Regions from separate parts of the Homo sapiens genome. Here region 1 is linked to region 2. The links are chromatin contacts, found by Hi-C or POLR2A ChIA-PET in ENCODE. All regions are on one chromosome and are shown on one strand. Each heading gives the region's core, a stretch centred on a gene start or an enhancer-like site at or near the end of the contact. The rest is flanking DNA. Distances are from core to core; before and after follow the strand shown. Region 1 overlaps XYLT1 (xylosyltransferase 1). Region 2 overlaps XYLT1 (xylosyltransferase 1).

What was found. A loop is a pair of places that touch in the nucleus more often than their neighbours do. ChIA-PET counts read pairs that join two places held with the same protein, here RNA polymerase II (POLR2A). Pooled maps may share reads with other maps.
Region 1: a loop to region 2 is called in a pooled map, with 2.5 times the contacts of the local background. The contact joins two enhancer-like sites. A Hi-C loop is called at or near these places in 5 of 168 maps with a recorded cell type or tissue (CD4-positive, alpha-beta T cell, Calu3, cardiac septum and 2 more) and 9 of 50 pooled maps. POLR2A ChIA-PET finds 5 or more read pairs at or near these places in 3 of 52 experiments (AG04450, activated T-cell and activated naive CD8-positive, alpha-beta T cell).

The regions. Positions count from the first base shown.
Region 1 is chr16:17,378,069-17,381,304 of GRCh38, forward strand. The region is part of intron 1 of XYLT1 (xylosyltransferase 1); the gene reads right to left. Among named protein-coding and RNA genes, the nearest start is that of XYLT1, 91 kb to the right of the region's middle. Within about 2 kb of position 1,448, at least 16 of the 41 ENCODE cell types and tissues checked have a DNase peak (open chromatin) inside an H3K27ac peak, as active enhancers do.
Region 2 is chr16:17,203,994-17,207,218 of GRCh38, forward strand. All of the region lies in intron 3 of XYLT1 (xylosyltransferase 1), which reads right to left. Among named protein-coding and RNA genes, the nearest start is that of XYLT1, 270 kb to the right of the region's middle. Within about 2 kb of position 1,843, at least 4 of the 41 ENCODE cell types and tissues checked have a DNase peak (open chromatin) inside an H3K27ac peak, as active enhancers do.

The sequences.
Region 1 (3,236 bases), core at 198-2,697, 170 kb after region 2:
ATGTCACGGGGGTTTCCTCCACTAGGCATGGGGCAGAGCTTATTCTCAATAAATGTTCGAGAATGAAACGTCAGCAATTAACTAGCAGGCAACTTTGGAGAGGATTTCACTTCCCCTATAATTAAACACAACAAATGGCACGAATGTTGAAGGGACAATATGCATGGGTGTGTGTGAGAAAGAGGAAGAGACTGCAGTTCCCATACCAAATAGGTATTTATTTGTTCCAAGACTTTTTTTTTTCACCAAAAAATGCTTTAATATAATCACCTTTTAAATAATATACACTGTCATCTTGATTATGTCTATTGGGCTTACTCAAAGAGGCCAGGACCTTGCAGAGAAATGAGCCTGAGGTTTCCTTCTGCCAGGTCACCAGTCAATGGATATTTCCCAAAAGGTGGATCTTTTAATATATGACTGCATAATTTAACCTAAAATCCTAGTTAGTATTCTAGCAAGATGTCTCCTTCTAATTGAGGTAATTTCTAGGAATATGTTGCTAAAAGTTTCCTTTTCTTCAAATAAAGCAATAACTGCCATTTATGAAGCACGTATTAGGTGCCAGGTACTTCACTGGCCTTAACTCTTTGTAACTCATGTTTTCACCGTCACGACAACACTGTAAGGCAAATTACGACCAGTTCACAGCCAGGAAAACTGAGACTGAGGCAGAAAAGTAACTGGCCCAGTGCTGCAGAACCAGTAAGAGGCTGAGCTGGGGTTAGAACCTAGGAATGACTCTCAAGTCCAAGCTCTTTATACTGTATTCTCCTAAGCTCAGATTAAAACCCACTCCATCCCCTACTTTCTTAGTATTTCTTCATAGACAGAATATTTCAAGGAATTTAACTTTTACCACAAGGGATACAAAACAAGGAATGAGAGGACCTGTCTTACCTCCGCTTTATCACAACCACTTTGCAAAGTTACTGAGATTCAACAGCTTTGTCTGCTAAATGGGCACATAGCCCTTCAACCACTCCTTTGCTTTGCTGCCAGAAACAAAGGAAAAGGCAGGAAAAAAGTGCATATTTCTTCCAGAATTGTCAGAGGCCAGCAGATCTTCCTGCAGGATGTCAGCCTAAGCAATCTTTCAAATGCTCCCCGGGCAGGCAGCCCAACCCACCACACTCCGCTCCAAGGAGACACCTCCTAAAATAAACCCTGCTAACTTCAGTTAGCTCACCCTAAAGACTATATATAGAAGAAAAGACTCAGGAGTTCCCATTTGGCAGCAGCTTCTCCAAAACTCAGCGCAAATGGCTGATTTCTAACTTAATCTCCAACATCTGACAGGCGGCTTTAAATCAGGGAGGCCGACTAAGAGATGGAAAACCTCTGTGAGGCCAGCCCAGCCTGCCTGGGGGCAGAGACACCCCAGGGCTTTTCAGCAAACTGGAATGGCATGAAAATGGGAACCTGGCCCCCGGAGGATGCGGGAGAGAAATTAGACAAGGTGTGGTGGGTGGGAGCAGGATCCAGCCCAGCCAGGCCACTGGGCATGTTGTGGGGGTAGCTGGGGGTAGAGGACAGTGATCTGTACAGAGGCACTGCTGTGAATTCTGAATCTTGGTGTCTTCTGGGCCTCATGTTATCCTAGAGAATAACAGAAAGCCAGGGAAAGCTTTGAGTCTCCACATCTATGAAATGAAGGATATCTCTCTCTCTCTCTCTCTCTCTCTCTCTCTCTCTCACACACACACACACACACACACACACACACCCCTTACCTCCAGAGAGCCAGACATTCACTCTCAAGACACTTTTGAAAATACTGGTCTTTCCAAAGACCATCATTTGTATTTGTATTTGAAAGATTGCTTAGGCTGAATTCTGTAGGAAGACCTGCTGGCCTCTGATAGTTCTGGAAGAAATATGCACTTTTGTCTCCATTTTCCTTTGTGTCTGGCAACAATGCTAAGAGGTGGTTGGAGGGCTGGGAGCAGTGCCTCACACCTGTAATCCCAGCATTTTGGGAGGCCAAGGCAGGCGGATCACTTGAGGTCGGGAGTTCGAGACCAGCCTGGCCAACATGGTGAAACCCCATCTCTACTAAAAACACAAAAATTAGCTAGGCATGGTGGTGCACACCTGTAATCCCAGCTATTCGGGAGGCTGAGGCAGAAGAATCACCTGAACCCAGGAGGCGGAGGTTGCAGTGAGCTGAGATCATGCCACTGAACTCCAGCCTGGGCGACAGACCCAGAATCTGTCTCTAAATAAATAAATAAACAAATAAATAAAAATAAAAAGAGGTGGTTGGAGCGAGATGTGCCCATTTAGCAGACGAAGCAGTTGACTCTCAGTAACTCTGCAAAGTGGTTGTATATCCCATGGAAGGATATACAAGAAATTGTTAGCAATGATTCCTTTAAAGACAGAGACTGGAAAAGAAGGAGAAGTCTCCTATTTTATATCCTTTTCTCATGGGGGAATTTTGTTATCACATGCTTATACTCCTTATATTTAAAAAGCAAGTGTCATTCACAGATGGAGGGATAATAAGGTGGCTTCTCAAAAAATTAAATATAGAAAAACTAGATGTCAAATGCTATATAATCAGCAATTCCTCCTCTGGGTTCACAACCTAGTGAAAAGAAGGGGCTTGAACAGCTATTGGCATATCTGTGTTCAAAGCAGCATTACTCACAGTAGCTAAAAGGGGAAAGCTAGCCTAGTGTCCCTCCTGGAAGATCTGCGTGGATAAACCAAATGCAATACACACATACCATGGACTAGTCAGCCTTAAAAAGGAAGGAAATTCTGACACATTCCGTGACAGGGACAAACCTCAAAGACATTATTTATGCTAAGAGAAACCAGCCAGTTACAAAAGGACAAATACTGTGTGATTCCACTTATAGGAGGTACTTAGCGTAGTCAAAATCATAGACACAGAAAGAAGAATGGCAGTTTCCAGGGGCTGGGGGTGAGAGTGGACAATGAGGGGCTATACTTTGTTGTCGTTGTTTCTTTTTTTGTTTGTTTTGGCCTGCAAAGCGTTTTAGAACTTTTCAATTAATCGCTAATGTTTGAAACTCAGAAAATGTAAACAAATCTAGAGTGAGAGAAAGCTCATCAGTTGTTTGCCTGTGGATGGGGTTTGGGGAAGAGGGAGGTAGTTATTGTAAAGAGAAATAAGAAAATCCTGGGGGTGATGTTCATTATATCCAATAATTTGGGGTGATGATGTCACAGGTGGATACAGATATCAAAACTCATCAAATTTTACA
Region 2 (3,225 bases), core at 593-3,092:
ATTTGACCCTGGGAAGAATGCGTTATCATCCTCTGAGGCTCAGAGAGGTCAGCACATTTCCCAGGTCACACAGTGAGTGAGGACAGAGGTGGGAGGGGAAGCTGAGTGTTGCCGAGTCCAAAGCCAGCCCTGATATTTCCACTTGCTCTCTGCAGAAGTGGAGATTTGCGATATAGAGGATAGGTGTAAGGACTCTATGCTGGTCTTTAAAAAGGGCTTGGATGTTGATGCTGAGGTCTTTTACAACTTCTCTTTAGAGTTTTAAAAGGCAGAACAGATTTACAGACAGACACAGACATGGATGCTTTTCTTTTGGAGAAAGGGCAGAGTCCTGTGAAATCAAAGACAAATCACTCCAGCAAGAGAGCTCCCTTGGCTTAAATATAAAGTCATCTTTGGGTCAGACAGTTAGTCTGGGGAGCTGCAAAGAGAATGGGGAACAAAAAACCCAGAGCTCTTCTGAGTACAGCTATTCTGGGGAAGGGGTGGGTGGGAAGGAACAAAAATATCTAAAGAAAGGAGACATGCAGAGAAGGAGAAATAGAGATGCGGATGGGGATGGGGGGCAGAGGGGGAAGACAGCGAGTCAGGAGAAAGATCAACCATTTACTGAGTGCCTACTATGTGTTAAGCAATTTCTGTGCATGATTTTATTCATTTCTATCAAAACTGCTATGAAAACAGAGCTATTATCTTTCTATTGTAGGCACAAGGAAGCTGAGGCTTGGAGAGGTCCCAGTTATAAAGTAGCTGAGCTGAGAATGGAGTGAGTCTGTGATCCCAGAGCCCTGTCATGGTCACCATGCTCAATCAAACTGTCCTCATTTCAAAAAGAGGAAAATCCGTCCCTAGAGGAAATGTGTCAGCTTTCAGCTGCAGGACAGATATAACAATGACATGTGGTCAGAGCTATGTGGGTCTTTATGAACACGGAACTCTTTGAAAGACCAAAACCCAAACAGTGCCCAGCTCCAAAAAAAAAAAAAAAAAAAAAAAAGAATTTAACAATGTAATCAGATTCCCATGGCACAAAACAGAAAATAAGTGGAAAAATCAGAGTGATTAGAGGCAGCAGGAGAAGCTGACTTCAGATGAATGTTAACAAGCCAGGTTTATCGAGAGAGAATATCAAGTATATTTTTGCAGTGCAGGTGTGAAGGCTGAGGATGATGGGGGGTCCCGGAGAGCTCCCCCAGTAGATAGCTGTGCTGTGTTAGTTCTGTTACTCAAATTCCCTATTTCTTAGCAGCATTGTGGGTCAAACGAGGACTATGTAATCCTTGGGCTCCAAAGACATAGCAGAGATGAAGGTGCTTTGCAAGGGTCAACATGCTGTTCCACTGTTGTGGTGCTGGCAAAGATCATGTTAGCAGTGTCCTGCAATAATGATTTGGGAGGAGAAAGCAAGGTGCAGGGGTTTAGAACATGACCTGTGGTCAGGCAGATGTGAATGACCTTGGACCTTTTATGCAATCTCTCCAAGCCTTAGTATTCTGATCTGTAAAATGGGTATGTATAATCACAGAATCCACCCCACATGGACATTCACATCCAGAAGAGAGAGCACAGTGCCTGGCATCTAGCAAATCCTCAATAAATTATACTGTCATAGCCATCATTTCTATGTGGCTGCTCATCCACGATGATCAGGATTTAACCAACAGGCCCAGCTCCAGAGTTCTACCTCAAAGCTGCACTGACTCCCAGGGCTGTGTGTACTCTAGAGCCTGCTGCTTGTAAATAAACATCTACAACCGGAATTTCCCTCTGCAGCGTATGCCCAGACCACAATTAATAACAAATGTGAAGGAGCTGCTTGACTGGAATAGTTACTCTACCAACAAAGCCCTCGATTCTATTTATACTCTGAAAGGGCTGCTTCCGGCTGCTGCAAGGGGCACTTTCTGACTTACTTCCAACTAAGAGGGTTAGTTGGGTCTTGGGAACACAGAGACATGGAAACAAGGTTGTATGCAAATGAGGCTTGGGTTAGGAAGCTCCCAGCTGGAGCCCAGCTTCTATGCTGCCTGGGAAGGTGTGACTGGGATTCAGAGCTGGGGTGTAGAATGCAACCTTGCACTGTGTGGATTTAGGAAAGACACCGCCCCTCTCTGATTGTCAGTTCTTCATTTACAAAGTGGGAAGAGAGGTCCATCTCTGACCCCGCTGGGTTCCAGGGTGATTCATGATCACAGATGAGGAAAAGTTTCACAGCGGCAGCAGGCGCGTTGCAGAGGAGCGGGATTCGTCTTACTGGGGGAGAAAACCTGCACGCTCAAGGTTCTTTGTTAGATCTGGGTGGGAGATGCCTTTATCCTAGTGGGAAATTTTAAAAGAGGTTTTCTGGTGATTAAACTTGGGAGCTGTCTGGTGCCCAGAAAGAATCCCCTGCTCTCGATGGGTTTAGAAAAGGCGGTGCTGTGTGGCGACAAGCATACTGGATAAAGAGCAACGAGGTGGATTCAAATTCCTGCTTCTGCTGTGAACCAGCCACGGGGGCCTGGGCAAGTCAATTTCTTTCCTTGGTCCTGTAGAATCTCAAAGACTAGTAACGCTATCAGATGCATGTCAAATACTTATCATGCTTGCGTCAAATACTTCTCATGGTGGCTTGCGTCTGTAATTCCAGCTACCCTGGAGGCTGAGGCAGAAGGACTGCTTGAGTCCAGGAGTTCGAGGCTGCAGTGAGCTACGATGGTGTCACTGCACTCTGGCCTGGGTGACAGAGTGAGACCCTGTCTCTAAAAATAAATAAATCAGAAATAAACAAACACTCATTATGGCCTAAGCACCAGTCAAATGTGATCTCATTATTTAATTGTCCCAAGGTCTCAGGAGGCAGGTGCCATGTTAGCAGTTGGTGCGAGAATGGAAACCACCACTTGGGTGTGCCAGACTCCAAAACCCCTATTTTGGAAAAACCCAAATGAGGGAGATGAAATTTCTGGATATTTCTGGAAATTTCTGAATCATCTGGAATTCTAACCCGATCCAGGAGTTAGCATTGCCACATAGAGAACTGTACTCCCTTGAGAGTCAGGTTGGTTTTCTTTTCTTTCTTTTTTTTTTTTTTTTTTTTTTGAGACAGAGTTTCACTCTTGTCACCTAGGCTGGAGTGCAATGGTGCAATCTTGGCTCACTGCAACATCTGCCTCCCAGGTTCAAGCAATTCTTCTGCCTCAGCCTCCTGAGTAGCTGGGATTATAGGCACCTGCCACCACGCCT